Regions from separate parts of the Homo sapiens genome. Here regions 1 and 3 are each linked to region 2. The links are chromatin loops, found by intact Hi-C in ENCODE. Cell type or tissue: B cell. All regions are shown on one strand. Each heading gives the region's core, and the rest is flanking DNA. Links, peaks and the distances in the headings are about the cores only. Region 1 overlaps ATG10 (autophagy related 10). Region 2 overlaps SSBP2 (single stranded DNA binding protein 2). Region 3 holds the start of LOC107986385 (a long non-coding RNA gene).

Region 1 (8,004 bases), core at 3,231-5,730, 720 kb before region 2:
GGCTCCAATCTGTATACGAACAGGCCTGCATTATATGACGTGAGTTTCCAATGAGCTGGTACAGCCATCCTTTGGTATTCACAGGGAATGGTTCCAGGACCCCCCTACCTCCCTGCCACAGATAGCAAAACCCATGGATGTTCAAGTCCCTTATGTAAAGTGGCTAGTATAGTTGGCCCTCCATGTCCACAGATATGGACACCTGCAGACATGGAGGACTGACTATTCCTTGGTCTTCACGGGCCATTCAAATAAGAAGTCACATTAACTAAAGCTCACAACTTACTCAGATTCTGTGCCAGTTTGTATAAAATATGGCTATAGCATTAACACACCACTTCTCTAAAAAGCTTTATTTTCCTTGGCTAGGGTCTGAAAAATGATATTAAGTGTAAAAACCAGCACACAAAATTATATATTAATTACAGTTTACAATTGTGGATACACTGACATGAAACTTGCCCAATAAGAAAGTGGCATCCAAACTTTCAACTTGAAGCATGGCATGAAATAAAATTTAAATCAAAATTGTGCCTGTCAAACTCATATAATTAGCAGTAAACACACCTTAGGGCATGCACATGTTCTTCAACACTTATTTTTTAAAGTAGAAAATAGTTCCTTTCTAGCATGTTCCTCCTAAGAGGCTCATTTATTCTTTCCTGTCTTAGCCAGTGCTCCTCCAGTACTGTAACAGCTGCCATCTCCAGCATGAAGTAAAATTGTCTCAGAGCATGCATCCAAGCCATCCGGCCTCTCCATTTCTGCCTCAGGAGAGGGGTCCACTCAGAAATAGCTCGTTTCACAAAAACTTCAAGGGACAAATCCAGCATCCCTACAAAGGCAAGGGATCTCTCCTAGGAATTACTCATCAAATTGGGAGTACATGTGTTTTTTATACACTGACCTTCTCTGTGAAACACTGAAGATATTTCAGTTAAGTTAGTCCACACAAGTCAAATCGACTTTCTGCCACGGGAACCTCAGGCTTCTATAATTTACCTACTTTCTCAACTTGATAAGGAAGGTATTGTTCTTATAGCTGGTACTCAGGAAAATATAAATTATAAAGATAATTTTATGCCTCTACTTTCACTTATGTCCTTACTCCTGTAAATCAGTGTTTTATTCCAGTGTCTCTGAACTTGTTTGCATCACCTAAATTTAAAAAACATCTATCTATATACCCCAGGTACACAAGTTCACCTCTAAAGGTTTTCATTAAATAGTTGCAAATTATATGATTTCCAATGCACGGTACATATTGACAATTTTAAATACAACTATTAATATTACATCATTATCTTAAATGCATTCAATTGAAAATAAACATCCATCATCATTCACTTAAAAAATATATGCAATACAATTGGACATTTTATATATTTCTCCTTGAATTCATATCTCTATTGTGCTCCTCTCAAAGAACTTCATCCTAATGTATATTTTATGCTTAAAAGCTTTTTATTGATCATCTTCTCATAACCAAAAAAATAGAGAGACAAAGGAGTTTATGTTTTAAAATTTCCTGTGGCCATTTTGTTCTATGTTAACTTAGATGTCTGATTGAGTTGTCATAATCATTGCTAGTATTCAATTGATCAAAACAACATAAATATATTATAAAATTTGATAAGCAAATATATAAAGTAAAATATTTTTGGAAATCATGAGTTAATGGCATTATATAGTATTGATACATACTTTTAATAGTACATACATACTTTTTTTTTTTTTTGAGATGGTCCCACTCTGTTGCCCAGGCTGCAGTGCAGTGGTACAGTCATGGCTCCTTACTGCAGCCCTGACCTCTCAGGCTCAAGCGATCCTCCCACCTCAGCTTCCCGAGTAGCTGGGACTACAGGTTCATGCCATCCATGCCCAGCTAATTTTTGTATTTTTTGCAGAGGTGGGGTTTCTCTATATTGCCCAGGCTGGTCTTGAACTCCTGGACTCAAGCAATCCACCTACCTTGGTATCTCAAAGTGCTGGGATTACAGGCATAAGCCACTGCACCCAGCCCATACATACTTTTTATATAGTACATGCTTTTATTCATATGTGTATGAATCAATTTAATCCCCACAATAACCTATTATTATAATCCCCATTTTATAGATGTAGAAACTAAGATAGAGTAAGCATAAATGACTAATCCAGGTCACAGAGCTAGCAAACTGAAGAACCTGGATCTATGCACAGACCTCTGACACAACAGCCCAAGTACTTAACCACTACCCTATATATCCTGACTTAAAAACATGAATTGGGGCCAGGAGTGGTGGCTCATGTCTGTAATCTCAGCACTTTGGGAGGCCGAGGCAGGCGGATCACCTGAGGTTGGGAGTTCGAGACCATCCTTGCCAACCTTGGTGAAACCCCGTCTCTACTAAAAATACAAAAATTAGCTAGTTATGGTGGCAGGCGCCTGTAGTCCCAGTTACATGGGAGGCTGAGGCAGGAGAATCGCTTGAATCTGGGAGGTGGAGGTTGCAGTAAGCCAAGATCGCACCACTGCACTCCAGCCTGGATGACAGATAGATCCTATCTCAAAAAAATAATAATAAAATAAAATTTTAAAATATATATATATGTGTGTGAATTGGGACCTGGGGATACCTTAAATAAAGGGGTTGTCAAATTTCTCCTTTTTCAGTGCCCTGGCTAAGCAATATGTCATGGTAAGGGATGGATGTCGGATGTCAGATGTCTTTCTTTTGTACACTGGAAGAAAGTAAAAAAGGGGAGGGGAACAAGGAAAATCTCAACCACAGGTGCCTTCTCAAGCAGATGGATTTTACAAGAGGGGGCATATAGGAATAGAAGATCTGAAAATTAATTCCTTTAAAACTCTCATGCCCATGTATCTTTGGGAAGTCTTCATCAACCGCCAAGGGTACACATACTCCAGGTTGAATGCCATTGGTTCACATAATCTCTAATACAATACAAATTAGAGAAGATTTTGTGAAACATTTTTAATGCTTTAGAAACAAAATTTAATTAAAATTTAAATTATTTTAACCCTTGAATTTTAAAATGGCAGTTAATTTCAATAATTTGAAAGGATACAAATTCTAAAGTGTAATAGGATAGTAATAAGCATAATTATAATCTGCGTCATAAGTTTATAATGATTAGATGTAATGCATGAAAAGATAGCAGGCCTGTAATAGTGCTATGCATAAAATGCTCCCTTCAAAATCTTTATTTGCATTTCTATTACTGAAATCATTTCCTAATAATGAAGTTGCTATAAGAGAAGCTCCATTACTAAGGAATCACTGTTACAGAAACAATGTTATTAAAGTATTGCTATGTACAGAAACTTTTATTAGGATGATACAAGTTATATATCATTGTAATAAAGCTTCCATTATAATCCTAATTGCATAAATCTGTGTTTGAGTATAGCAATGCTAGAGCTGTAGGACTTTTAATAAAGTATCAAAATAATCTTTTGGTAATAGGATTGTTTGAAATACTAATACTTCAGGGAAGACTGAACTGAGTAATGGGTGATGTTTATTTCACTGACTATACATAGTCTACCAAGAATTAGAAAGAAAAAAAAAAGAAGTAAAAAGAACCCTCATGTACCTAGTAAGATGCAGTGTGGAAATGTATGTGTTGAAGCATATTCACCAGCTCTCTTTAACGTAACAACTACCTATCTCCAATTCACTCATTGGTACAAGAAAGCAAGCTGCTAATATGGGCATTTATAACTGTGGTAATTAAAAGGTTTGATGTTCAGATCTACAGAGAGCTGGCAATCAAAAAGTTAACACACTTACTTAAATATGCCCACAAATACACACACAGTCACATCTTGGAAACTGCCTGTTATAAAAACCAGTAAAGAAATGTGAATTTGGGGGAGAGACAGACAGAGAGAGAGAGAAAGTAAGAATAAATATGAATTGACTTTAAAGGGATGAATTCTTCACCTTCTTCCACTAAAGAAGTTAAATACGTATAACTCACTCTAAGATGCTACTCTATATTACATATAAACAATATACCATAGTGATCCATCTGAGTCATAGCTAGAAGTTAGTATCAGACTTAGGTTCACACTAGAGAATGTTAGCATAATTCTCCAAATGTTTGTTTTTGCATTTGCTCTAATGGAGTCAAGTATTCCCGTTCCCTCTAGAAGCATTTATAATGTTGACCACCAGAGACCGCCAGAGAGCCATCCATCACCCGGTAGGCACAGAGACACTCCTTAATGTACCTGCCATTGTGGAAATCGGCAAGGAAGGCACCAGGCTGTCTGTAAAGGGCTTTGGCATCGGTTAAGGCAGCAGAGGCCATAGCCAGTAGCCCTGTTACAACCACATTCTCTGTCACATAATGAGGTCAAGGCCATTTTGATTTTGAGACCATTCGTGGCTTGCCTACAAAGCAGCAGCTAGATGGACTTGGAATCTGCTTGGAAAGCAAAATGCTTTTACCTTTCCAGAGAGCATCTCCTTTCCTCTTGACCTGCTTTCCAGATGTGATGATCTGCAAACAGCTGGGTGGGGTTAATTTAGAACCCAGGAGGTTCATTTTCTCTACTGACTTAAATGATCGAAAGCAAATATGTGCATTCCCCTAATGTTATGGTCCCCAAATATTTGTATTACCTGAGGGATAGGTATAAGATTTTTTGACCACACAGTCAGTGCTGGCATAAGTTATTTTTCAGGAGTCTAATATTCTTTCATTAAATATGATCAACCCAAACTACTTTGCACTGACACAGTGAGAGACTCTTATTTCTGAAATACCCATAAAATTTGAAATTTCTTCACTTGGGAGTGTGTGACATTAAAAGGGTGCAAGGACTCAATTATCCTATTGGTCAACTAAATACCTGCAGAACAGGAGCACCAAAAATATTGAAGAAATGTCAGCTTCCATGAATTTAATTGGAAATTTGAAATCAGACAATTTTGAAAGAAACTAATTTAATTTCAGCATTCATGTAAGTTTGTAGTTTATAATACATAGATGTCCTTATTTTTAATACATGGGAGGCAGACACCCCAATCTTTTAAATCAGGCATTTCAAGGAAGGTCTAACTTCCCCTTGTGACAGGAATATCATCCTTACTTCAAAGTCTTACACCAAAGTGGTGAAGATTTAAGAGGCTTGAATAAATGTTGACTGATGGATTTCTTTAGAAACTGAATCTACTTTCACTGGCCTCCATTCCCCCACCTTCTCCATAAGCATTTTGTCAGTATTCCTCCAGCACAGCTTTCCTTTAAACACCCTCCTTTCACTCTATCTCCTTGAAGACAATCACTTCCACAGTGGGCTTTCACAAGCATCTCTTTCCCTCCAGCCTGCCAGAACCTCCCACCTGCTTTCCTTTGTTTTAGAGCCTCTATTCTCTCCTTCCCCCTGCATGCAAATACCCGATTCATAGTCCCAACTACTAATTTTATGCCACTCCCTTGCTCAAAATTATTTCTAACTACTCCCTTGCTTCTTAGGTAAAGCTGAACCTTTTGGGGGCCTGGATCCCTTTCAATATGCAATGAGAGCTATGGACCTCAGAATAATGCATAATGTATACAGGCTTTTGCCCATGTTGCATGTGGTTTAAATAAACCCTGAAGCCTGGGTATTTGTGACCTCTAGGTAAAAATCCTAAACCTATATAATAAAGTTTCAATTGCATGGCCCTCTACTTGTTTTCCCTGCAGGCTGGCACAAACTACTTTTCCAGCATTATCATCTATCAGACTGCCCCTAATCACAGAAAAGAGTGGGGGCTTCATTAAGCACCTACCATGCCCCGGACTATTCTAAGCCCTAAATACATAGCAGCAAACACAACAACAAAGGTTCTACTATTCTCATATTCTGTCGACCCATGGTCATCCTTTGCCTTGTCACACCCTGGCCGACTGCTGGTTATTTCCAAAGGTATGCAATCCTTACTTTTAGAAGGCTGGCTTCACATGCATTTTATATTCTTGTTCTGGTTTGCTCTCTAGTCACAGGATGACTAGTGTTTCCTCACCTCTGGGTTCATCCCCCTATCTCGAATACTCCCTCATTTCCTTCCTCATCTACCAAATATTCTAAGATAGTATCAAGCCTCTCTCTCTCATTCTCAAATCTTTCTAGAATCATTTCAGTTCATAATAAACAAACTCTCTACTTAAAATTTCTATCAGTGACCTAGCACTTTATCATATATATGTGCCTGTAACATCTATATAAGACTATAAAGGTTGTTTCATTATGTAATTTTTTATTATTGATTAATTCTTCTGTGTAATCTGTGCATTATTGCCCCATCTTTGGGGAAAGAAGACCATGCCATAGATTTCTGTTTCCTGAACAATGCTGTCTCTCATAGTGCTGTTTATATACACCACCACTAAATCTCTATTTGTTGGTTATTGGTGATTGATTGCAAAAGATGATGCCACCAAGATGATGAAACTTATCTCTAACTTTCAAGGGCGATCTATAGACATTTAGGAGAGTCTTTCACTGCTTAAGGATTGATAATATGACCAAAGTGATGCACAACTTAGTAAACCAACCTAACCACTGTTATTCATCATTGTGACTATGAGCCACAAGTGTGCAGACATTGGCATGCAGACAATATGTAATAAGATTGTTTATATTCCAAATAATAATTTGCTTTTTCCATCTAAATACAGTAGAGATTGGATGCATTCTTTTCTGACCTAATCTTAGTGTTAATACCTGAAGTGCAATCTTTGAAGGCAACAAAGAACATCTTAAAACAAACAAAAAAACAGATAGCAAATGATAATGGCATACAACTGCAGCCTTGTTTGGTGCTATTAGTGACTGTAAATGCATTTGCTATCTCTCGTCTGCATCTATAACTCTCACCATCATTTCCTCACAGAGTAAACAAATGTTGCTTATAAACTTCCACACACAGCCTGCCTTTGAAAGATTTTCCAACCTACCAACTTGCTTAACAGAATTAAATGCCTTGTTAAAACCAAGTACCCGGCATACAAATTACAACACTATTCTTAGGACTATATCACGGGTAGTGTGACTACACTTCTTAAGTATGATACTTGTTTTCTTTGAAACCTGAAAGAACAATATGCCCTGATTGTTATCCTGGCATGTACAGTTCCATTCATGCCTGTGCAACTGCACAGCTGATGTGCCTTTGAAATCCTGAAGAATGTCTTCTGCCTTCCCAGACCTGGGGCAATCTCCACGTGGTAGCTATTTACCTCAGCAGCAAATTTCCATAAAACTATAATCACTACCAGATGGCCCACCAAATGATGATTGTTTGATGGCAAAAAATACATATATGAATCTTTCTCTATTTAAATATAACATCATTTGTTATTTGAGCTTATGTTCTATACTAACACATAGTAGTGTTAATTTGGAATTTGGTGAATAAATTAATGGAAATTATGTTCATCATCAATTTGAGACAAGATCATTAATAACAGTACTAGCCAGTGTGATTGCATACTATGTGCTAGGATCTATTCTAAATAGTTTATATTTACTATTGTATTTAATCCAGGAAACTTCATGAGGGATGTACTACTAGGATCACCATTTCACAGATGAGGAAATTAAGGCATAGAAAGGCTCAGTACCTTGCTCCAGTATTCACAACTAATTTGGAAAAGCCAACAGTTGATCCAGGCAGTTTGGCTGTAAAATCAAAGGCTCTTAATCACTATTTTATACCACTTCCCATTTAACTAGTTTCATTATTAAATTGGGAAGTTGGTGTACCACTAACTATACTTTGTCTTGCCATGGCAGAGGAAAAATACAAGCACAAAATCACAAATCAAGAAGGCTGCTGCTCTTTCTATAACACTGGGGAGAGAGTACTCTTCAAACCATCAGACATTTTCTCTAACTTCTGTTTCTTTAACTTAGGAAGAAATGCACTAATCAATATCACATTTTGGCTTACTTCAAGCATGACCTTTAATGCAACTCCGATACAAGATTTTCTGTTAACATAT
Region 2 (2,500 bases), core at 1-2,500:
GAGCCTCTGTTGCTGAGCAGGAAACCAATTAAGTAAAATCAGTAAGACTAGTCGGACATGCAAAAGGAGGTATAAATTTAATAAAATAAAGCCATTTAAAGTATGACATGTAGTTATTTACTTGGAGTCTGTTTTCAAATGAGTAATTTGTATAAGAAACCCTATAAGTCCTCAGAGTGACACTATGGAACTGATGAATGACTTTAGAGCAGCTTTCTTAAATTGGGAAGTCTTGCTGCTTGGGATCCAGAGGGAAGAGAGTAGACATGGCCATTGATCTAACTAAAAGTTTGGCAGTTTTTGTAGAATAAAGTACAGTATCTTGGTATGGTGTGAATACACATCCATTGTAGGTACCCAGAACTGAGTTTTACTCTTTTATATCTCTGTCTTATTCAAAGATTTCATTGTATGCTAAGAAATTTGAGTTATGTATTAAAAGCATCGATATGCTATTTATTCATTCTTGTGGCATTCATACAAAAGGACAGGCAAAGGACTTTGATTCCTGCAATATAAATAGGCAGCAGCATTCCTTAGACCAAGTGGATTTTCTTCTCACTTATGTATAATGATCAAAATAATTTACTACTAATAAAATGCACTAAATAACACAAAAGTACTAATTCTTTTGTTTAAAAAATTAGATTATTAACTCTGTTACCTTGTAAAGTTCTGTAATTTTATGGATGAGTAAGTAACAAGGAAGCTTCTCTTGTGAATTTCTATAACTTATAGAACATTAATGCAATGGACGTTTCTTATTTTAACCAAAAAAATATCGAGAAGGGTAAAAATGCTTTTTCCTACTTTATGTTCTTTACCACAAGAAAGCTTTTAAGAAGGAAACTATAACTTCCTTATCACTCTAATAACCAAATACATTCATATCCTTTATATAAAAACACAACGTAATCTTTTAATAGGTGCTAATGTGGATAATATCTTTGATTCTGTAACTAATCTGGGATATACCTGTTAATATCTAATTTTGAACTCTATATAGACCTTTGTTTTCTTTTATCATGTATTTTGATTTTTATCTTGATATATTTACTATATTTTAGTCACTAGATCTTTAGTTTTATTAGATGAAACTGTTGAAAACTGATAATATGTTGATGTTGGGTTGTAAATTTAAGACTTTGACGTGGATAAGATTATAAATACATGTTAATGAAAAAGGATACCAAGTAATTTAGTTTCAGACCAAGGTGATCATTCATACTTTAAAATCTAAGTAGAATGAAACTCTGATATAGTAGAAAATATGTGACAGCAGGTTTTAAGTCACATTTGGTTTGCAGGCCTAAGATTGGTAGTGGTAAAGCTGCCTTGCCATCTAGTGGTAGTTTGCAGATGGCTCCACTTGTTCAGGGCCTTTTTCTAGACTTTCTATTTTTAGCAAGGCTGCACTGTAGCAAGCTGACCTAATGCTTTGACATAGTAATAACGCAATAAGAAAAAAAAATAGTAAGAAATTTCCTCTTTTCTCCATGGTGGTGTTATTGACTAAGGAAGGCTCCATATAAACAACATTCATAAAGCAACAAGGACAAAAAGCTCAAAGTGTATAATATTTTTGATATTTTAAAAGAAAAAATCAAAAATGAGAAAAATAATTATTTAATATGACACTCAAAACTAAAAAAGAAAACCAATAATATATGGTTTTATAAGTCCTGGTTAAATGTTTTTGGGAGATAGATGTTTATTTCTGGAAATAAATTCTGCATTTTGAAGATACCTTAGTATCTATATTCATCTACTCTGCTATTCCTATTCAGACTTCCTAAATCCAGCCGTTTATATACATATAGTTAAATAATCTACATGCCCTCTCAATTTCCTTCTGTTATTAGTCTTGGCATTACCTTCACTTCCAGTGGTTTGCCTTTCCTCTTATCTTTCTTGACTATGGTTGTTTCAGAAATTAGTCTCAGAAAGTACTCTAAGCCAGGAGAAACTCCCTTTCCCTCTTAGGAAGTTATAAATACCATCTTAGATCTTAGATAAATGAACCAAAAGATTACTTGTTATATCCTTCTTAGTTTGAATGAGTAGGGTACTGAAACTCTGAAGTAGAATTAATTTATTAGACTAGAATATCTAACAGCATTAATATATATAGTTTAAAAAAATTCAGACGTTAGAAATAGTATTTCTCAGAATTAAATACACCTAGGATTTAGATAGTGGAGGTGAGGAAGTTGGCTTATTTATCAAACCTCAAGAAATAAAAATTAAGTTTAATTTTCTTAAAAATATAATTTTGTATCTTTAAAGAACACAGATTCTAAATGTTGAAAATAGAACAGATCTTTCCCTGTTATAAAGATAAAAGCAACTAAAAAAACAAAGGTGCCTAACAGCTGCTGGCTTTGATAATGCTGTCCTGCAGTTGTGGTAATAGTTTTTCTGGCCTCAACTATTAGAACAAATTAAAACTGCCCAGCTTGAATAACTAAGTAAGCTTTTTTAAAAATTGCAATTCAGGCAA
Region 3 (8,004 bases), core at 3,238-5,737, 330 kb before region 2:
ACCAGTTAAATGTGTGTATATCAGGATTTATTTTTAGCAGCTACCTTCTGACTGATATTTGGGTCGTTTCCAATTTTTTGCTCCTACAAGCCACGTGGCAATGAGCAACCATGTACAAATATACCTTGGTGCGCTCGTATGAGTATTTCTGTAAGAAAAATTCCTAGAGGTGAAACTTCTGGGTTAGGAATAATGTATATTAAAAATGTTAACAGATTATTAGCAAATTGCCCTACTATTTTATGTCACCTACAGCATCTGCCAATGCCTGTTTCTCCACACTTTTCCCAGTGAAACTGTCACTTTTTGTCAATCTGATAGCAAAAAATATGCTATATTCATTGTTGTTTTCACTTTCAATATTATAAACTACTGATCTGTATGATAAATTTGCTACTACCTGCTTAGAATTTTTAGACTCTGGAAAAATCTGCATGATGGATGTAGGGAGAGATCATCTCTTTCTGGTAATGGGTGGGAGCTAAAAATTGAGCCCCACATGCATTCTTTTGTTTAAAACTCCTTCTTTGGAACTATTGTGGTCATTGCTTACACAAGGTAAAATGTTTATAGTCAGTAGTAGAAGATGGAGATGATGATTTTTGCAAATTTCTGATTTCAGGACAGTGAGATCCTTTTTTAGACTTCAAAATATGTGAAGAGATAAGGCCAGTAGGTTCTAAAACTGTATGTCTTGATGTCATCTAAGCCCACACTCTTTCCAACAGGCTTTTGGCCACTGACTGTGTAGCATTCTAATGGAAAAATTCTTATATGTATATATCGATGGACCTAAAAAAGAAAAGAAAAATAATCCACTAGAGTATACATTTGTTACAATGTAACAAAATCTATACACTTCAGATATGTGCATTTCACTAGGTATAAATGTTATATGAAAAAGAAACCGTGGATTCCTCAAAAAAATTAAACATAGAATTAGCATATGCTCCAGCAATTCCACTTCTGGGTACATACTCCAAATAAGTGACAGTAGGTACTCAGACAGATATTTGTACACCCATATTCACAGCAGCGTTATTCCCAATAGCCAAAAAGTGGAAGAAATCTAAATCTGCTCTGAAAAAAACAGTCTTGGAAAGAAAAGGTGGAGGCAGCCCAGGTGTCTGATAGATGAATGGTTAAACAAAATGTGATATGTATATACAATGGAATATTATTCAGTCTTAAAAAGGAAGGAAATTCTAACATGTGACAACATGGATGACCCTTGAAGACATTATGCTAAGTGGAATAAGAAAGTCACAAAAGGACAAATCTTGTATGATTCCACTTATATGAAGTATCTAGAGTAGTCAAATTCATAGAGACAGGGAGTAGTATGGTAGTTTTCAAAGGCAGAGAGGAGGGAAGAATGGATAGTTAGTGTCTAATGGGTGAAGAATTTCAGTTGGGGAAAAGGAAAAATTTTGAAGATAGGTGGTGGTGATGGTTTTACTACAATGTGACTGTACTTAATGCCACAGAAGTGTACACTTAAAAATTGTTAAAAAGGTAAATTTTATGTTGTGTATATTTTACCACAGTTAAAACTTTTAAAAACATAAATATTGAACTCTGGTGCTATGAATGCTGAAGTGTTTAGGAGTAAAATGCACTGATGTCTGCAACTTACTTTGAAATGTATCAAAATTTATAGGTTAAAAGAAGAATAAATGAATATGTGGTAAAGTTAATATAGCAAATGTTCATTATTGAATCTTGAGGTGAATACGTGGGTGTTCACTGTGCCATTCTTTCAACTTTTCTGTATGTTTGAAAATTTTTTAAATAAAATATCAAAAAATAACCTAGGCCAGAAATGACCTAGACTAAAAAAACGACTAGCAAATGAGTCTTTTAAAAGCAAACTCATATTTGCTTTTGTTAATTATGGGGGATAATTTTGCTATTGAAAGATCCTCAAGCAGAGTTAAGGAAATAGAACCTATTTTTGTTTGTTTTTAATAACTGTCAGAGAGGAACATTTATTAGACAAATATTGGACAGGTATTGATTCACAAGTGACTCCGTGATATTAAAAATGAACTCAATATCACCAAACTCGATAAGTATCTCTCTATATATATCAAAGGCAAGGGTCATAGTTCAGCTTTTTCTTCCAGTTGTAGGATTTGAGCATGTGCAGAGGCAAAGAATCCCAGACTACTCAAATGGAAAAGATGATGCAGATAGGTTGGCTGAAATGACACGCAACTTTAGACCATTTGAGAGACTGGAGGTCTTCCTGATAAATATTAGCTCACTGTAGAAGTATAGTAGATTATAAATAACAGCTCTTCATTTCCTCACGGAAACATTTTGGAGAGCTCCACATTCCTCTTCTTTGGTTCAATAAAAAGTAAACAGAGAAAGATGGCCTCTATTTCTGGGATCTCTTCATTGCAGGCATGGTTGGGCAGTTTTTATAACTATAGAAGCATGTGGTCATCCCATCCCAGCAACACTCTTACTAGATTGGAATAAACATCCAAAGTTTCAGTGGAGCAAACTGAATGCCTAAAGGACAAGTAGATAACCCTAATGAGGGATTCGGGCCAGTCCAAGTAGGGTTTATGGCCTCTTGAAGAACCCTCACCCTAACTAAGGAGGAATCCACGATTCAGTTCTAGCCAGTTGGCCCGTGATAGCCAGTTATGTCAGTTTTTTTAAGAGCAATATGAAACCTTTATTTCTATGTGAAATCTTCCCAATTTAAATGTGGGTAACTAATTCAAATGCTTTTCAGAAACATTGTATGGGTCACAAGAAACACGTTTATTGGCATGCTGGGGTCTGTGGGCTCCCTGTGTGTGACCTCTAACATATGTGAAAAGGATAGGACAGTCCCACTCTTCAGCACCAACATCCAGTAGAATCCAGATCCAGCATCCTTTAAGCTTTAGGGATTTTATTCTCATCTCCACTGTCCTCAGTTTCTCTCTTGTAGCTCAGGAATATGACTTTTTCATGCCTTTATCACTTTAAATAGAAAACAAATATTTGACCTCTGGAATGTTTGCAAAATTCATGCGGTAAATGAGTCTTGAAAGTCTACTTTGTTTCATGAATTTGTTTGCATCCCCAAAAAAAGAGGAATTGACAAAAATATATAATTCATGGAACCCTTAACTTATTTACAGGTAATGATCCCAAAATGTACGTGTTTGGAACTAGCATCATATTTCCCACAGTATGACAGCTATCACTTGGTGACTGCAAACTCCAGACCATTCACTGTATGAGGTGATGTATATATTTAGCTTCTATAATTCTCAAATCATTATCCCAAATTTACAGATGAGGAAACAGGCTCAGAACAGTTTCATAACTTGCCGAGCTGGTTAAGTGTTAGAGTCAAGAATTAAGCACATGTGGAGATCAGGATTCAAGGCCTGTTGTTCTCACAGTGTTCTACCTGGTATTAAGGCCCTCAGGACAGGCTACAAAATTACTACTGTATCCACAATGTACTTGCAGAACTTTCTAGTATTCTACTTCCAACAGAACCCAGCCTTGGGTATGATTATGCCACTTTTATTTTTTTAAACCTCCCTCACTTTTATGCAGGAAAAATATGTTTCATTACCTAAGTGGTGCATGGATATATTCTTGGTGTGAAACGTCCAAATGACACAGTAGCCTGCAGAGCAGCAAGAAAAATTCCCTTTGGCTTTCTCCCCAACCCCTGCTCCCACTCCCCTTCCTATCTCAGGCTCTACAACTATTAACAGTGTGACTTGTTTCTTCCAGACTTCTTCTATGCATCTACATACATTTATGTACATATATAAATATTCATGCAGCTATGTTTCTATGGTAAATGCATTCAGAATTCCACCTTAGGATGTCAGACACTTTTCTATTGTAGCACTGGCAACTTCCCAGCTCCAAGTCAATATGGGAGGACTTGCGAGTTGGAGGTGGGGGTTGAAGATGGCTGTATTCGTTATCTATTGCTACATAACAAATGAACCCACAGTTTATCAGTGTAAAGTAATGGACATTTATGATCTTGCACAGTGTCTGACGGTCAGGAATCTGGGAGCAGCTTAGCAGGATGGTTCCAGCTCAGGTCTTTCATGAGGTAGCATTCAAGATGTCCACCAGGGTTCTAGTCATTTTAGGGATTGCCTGGGGCTGGAAGATTTACTCCCAATTTGGCTCATTCAGTGATTACTTGCTGGAAGACCTCCATTCTTCCTTGGCTGTGGGCAGGAGTCCACAGTTCCTCACCAGGAGGTCCTCTTCATAGGGCTGAGTGATCTTATGACATAGCAGCTGGCTTCCCCCAGAGGGAGCAATCCACAACTTACCAGGAAGGAAGAAGCTGCAAAGGTCTTTAATGACCTGGTCTTGGAAGTCACAGACCCTCACTGCTGCTAAATTACATTTATTAGAAGAGAGTCACTACTCAAGGGGAGGGGAGTCATCTCTACCTTTCGAAGAGATGAGTGTTCAAGAATTTGTGGACATATTTTAAAACCACTGCAAGGGAAGAAAAATGGAGAGTGGCAGAGTGTAAGATCAGGGTGTAATGTAATAGTCTGAGTAACAGGGAGGAAAGCAGAGGTGCTGAGGTCCTGAGATAACCGTGTAGAGAGAGCCTAAATAGTGTGGCTCTCTCCTGGCTGTACATTTGAATCACCTGGGGACACTTAAAAAGTCCTCATGCCCTGGGCCCCACTGCAGATCAATTAAATCTGTAGTTCTGGGGTTGAGGACAGGTATCAGTATTGATTAACAGCTCTCCAAGTGATTCTAATGTGCTGCCTGAGTTGTGAACCATGTAACAACAGAGGTGCTAGAGTCGGGCTGTGTCTGGGCTCAAGTCTCTGTTATGCCAATTAAGTAGCTGTGTGTTCTTAGGCAAGTTCATTAGTTTTTCTGTGCCTCATCTGTACAATGGGCATATGAATAGTACTTCCTCATAGGGTTGTTGTGAGGATTACCTGGGTTAATACCCCATGTAAATTGCTGGGAACTGTCCTGGGCGTAGTAAGTGCTGTTTCAATGTTATTATTGTGATTATTAGCAGCATACAATGGACTTTTCCTCCCTCCTGCTCCCGCTTCCCTAGTGCCTCTGCCTGGAGAGGAGTTTGGCTTTCTGTGCCCCAGCTCCCTCCCTTTCCCTTGAGAAGGCACAGTGGATGCCCAGCATCCTGCTCAGTCTGCAAGCTCAGTCTGCAAGCCCTCAGGCAAGTGCCAGGAAAACTGAGAAGCTGAGCTGCTGGGCTCAGCTAATGGTGGGCTTCGCTGCAGAAGGATCTCCTTCATACTGGGAGATGGACAAAAACATAGCACCCCAGGGGGCAATGAGAGGAAGGAAAATTCCCCCTCAGCCTCACAGGAGCAGGGGGCTGCACTCACGCCTTGCAATTTCTTCAAGGACCTTTCCCAATCTCAATTTCTCTGAACTCTTATAATATCAGTATGGTCCTTAAGTTACGTGCTGTCTTTTGTATTTATCTATTTACCTTTTGCATTTTCTCTCCTTCAGACAGTGAAGCAAGGGCTATGTCTTCCGGGGGAAGTGTCTGTAAAAGAAGGGAGGGGAAGATGAAGAAGGAACAGGGGGTGTCCTGTTTAGATTATAGACGCCTCTTTAGTCTTGAGAATTGTATATATGTCAGTGGAAAATGTACTCTGCTTCTTATTAATGGCTTCCCCTCTCCCCTCCCTGTATCACTACCTCTCTAAAACACCCTTTCTCCTGACCACCATTTTTGTGGAAAAATAGCATGAGTGTTCTTTCTGTTGCCTTTTACAGCAGAGGTTAATAAATTGCCACTATTACAGGGTATTCCAGCTGATATTGATGAAGCAGGTACAGAAATAAGCTAATGGGTTAGCTCCTATAGAGAAATGTGTTTCCCAAGCATAAAAGCACGATTTTGTGGGAAAGTAGACTGAGTTTTTTCAAGCCTACTAAGACAGATGGAAGGGGACAAAAGAATAAAGAATAAAATAATTAAACTATGAAACAATTGTTGATAAGACTCCTATATGATTTTTTGCTCTCCATTATTAAATTAATCTTGATTTGAATAGGTTATATCTCAATTTTCTGTTTTTTGGGTTTTTTTAATCCCCTCTGTTCTTTAGGTTTATGATTTGATCCTAAAAGTTAAAGGTCTTTTTAATAAAATATATTAAGCAAAACATATTTAAAGTCCCTGCTGTTGATTAAGTGTGCTTTTACAGTAAATGTGAGTGACAAAAGAGAACGTGATATTAATAGTTAAGCCTATGGCAGTAAGGTGCCTAATTTCAATAGCACTTGGGTTTAGTTTTAGAATATAGAAATGAACCTCTGACTAAAAATTCTAGGTAGGTGGTACCTGAACCCATGTGTATCAGTGGTGTAAGCATCTAAATGCTGAAAAGAGAGCATCTAGATCCTGATTTCTCCTGGCTCAGTTCATTCATTACTGCCAAAGTAGGAAATCCTGGATTTTAAGCCTTATAAGCTAGGAATAAAATTAGCCCCCAAATAAAAATTATTCTAGAGAAATACAGTCTTGATGGTTGAGGTTATAATAACTGTTACTTACATAAATAGCTGATTTTATTGGCCTGGTTAAATGATTCCCATGTGTCCTTCTGAAACTTTCTGCAGTCACTCTCATTGACTGCCATCTCAGCTATTAGAGAAGAAAAAATGATGAACTCAAGACTTCTTCATCAATGAGCTCAGCCTGTAAGATAATAAAAGGTTCAGTGAGCACCACTGACCTTCCCAGGAAAGCTACCAGCGTGAAAACTGAAGGAACATGGCACAGACACACAGCAGTAAAATTCAAGAGACTAAAATAAACTCAGTGAGCCTGCCTGGTCGCTAAACACTGAATACATTTAAGTGCTATTTTGACAAGAGAGCATGGCGGCTATTTAAGAATTTCATTTTTAAAACTCTAGTACAATTTTGTTCTCCTAACAGCATCATCCTGTGTCTGTGTTTGTTCCCAGTGAGGTCATTATTAAGTGAATTGAATTATTGTTCTGTTCAAATGACCTGTGCATTCAACAATGTGTGCTGAGCTCCAGCAAGAAATGTTTTATGTATTATTGGGAGATGGCCATCTGTGGCACAAACCGGGCCTCCCAACATGCAGAAATGTTGGGAGATAGTTTATGTTCAGTTTTATCTATGATCTGAATTCCATTTATAAGCTTTTTTCATCCACTTGTCAACACTGTTCACTATAGCAACACTGAAAATGGCCAGAAATGAACAGATTTATCAGAGCAATGTGAGGTCAGACTGTATGTTTCAATTATTGTATATTGAATTTTTATCATACATTTTAAATTTTGCCCATAAAAATAGTAACAATGTAATAAAAATGGAATTACTTTTCTTTGATCAACTTTCAGTTATTATAAGTTACAAAGTGAATAAGCTAGATTTCATGACTTTTATTAGATAATGGGTCTCACATTAGATATGTATATTTTAAATATAACATTGGTTGTCCATGCCAAGAACTGTGGATTAATTTTTTTCAAGTCTGAAGAACATTGCCTTTCCCGTTCCTGCATATGTAATAGAACAGCATGGCAATATGTGAAATTAAATTTTAAAATTGTAGATTATATTTAAGCCACACCCTCCCAACCTTTTCATATCTTGTTAAAGTAAACTTTTGATAATTCTACTGGCATGTTAGACCAAATGAATGATTTTACATAAGGTAAATATACCCGGATATTTGCTGTACAAAATGAAAAGATTTTTAGATATCTTTTTCTGTTGGTTTTATTGTTGTACTGATACCTTAATTAACAAAAAGAATCTCCTTTAAAATAAAGTATAAAATCTTATATGTGAAGAGAACTTTTACAAGAGGATTTTCTTTCTCTCCTTCCCTCCTTTTTTCCTTCCCTCCCTTCCTTCCGTCCATTCGTCCTTCCTTCCTTCATCTCTTTATTTTTAAAATAAAAACCTTCTAAGTTGTATAACACAGTGCTCACTTTGGACATATAGCTTTACAGTTTAAAT

What was found. Hi-C counts contacts between places; a loop is a spot of excess contacts. Peaks named below come from ENCODE experiments on the same cell type or tissue, not always from the same donor. Only the 100,000 strongest peaks of a DNase experiment are listed, where the experiment ranks them.
Region 1: a loop joins it to region 2, with 19 times the contacts of the local background. A loop is called at or near these places in 32 of 110 quality-filtered maps.
Region 3: it touches region 2 in a loop (13-fold over the local background); 29 of 110 quality-filtered maps call a loop at or near these places.

Annotation. Positions count from the first base shown.
Region 1 is chr5:82,221,942-82,229,945 of GRCh38, reverse strand. The region is part of intron 5 of ATG10 (autophagy related 10); the gene reads right to left. Among named protein-coding and RNA genes, the nearest start is that of RPS23, 52 kb to the left of the region's middle. In B cell, for the core only: CTCF peaks have their summits at 3,975 and 4,176; a DNase peak (open chromatin) is centred at 4,205.
Region 2 is chr5:81,506,002-81,508,501 of GRCh38, reverse strand. The region is part of intron 5 of SSBP2 (single stranded DNA binding protein 2); the gene reads left to right. Among named protein-coding and RNA genes, the nearest start is that of ACOT12, 110 kb to the right of the region's middle. RefSeq lists a silencer at 1,266-1,415. In B cell, for the core only: CTCF peaks have their summits at 1,116 and 1,316 (motif pointing left); a DNase peak (open chromatin) is centred at 1,371; H3K27ac peaks cover 615 bases.
Region 3 is chr5:81,835,027-81,843,030 of GRCh38, reverse strand. It overlaps LOC107986385 (a long non-coding RNA gene), which reads right to left and starts at 6,696. Exons shown (of 3, transcript XR_001742519.2): 1 at 6,557-6,696; 2 at 5,480-5,539; 3 at 2,904-2,982. RefSeq lists an enhancer at 4,489-4,568. In B cell, for the core only: CTCF peaks have their summits at 4,040 and 4,282 (motif pointing right); a DNase peak (open chromatin) is centred at 4,290.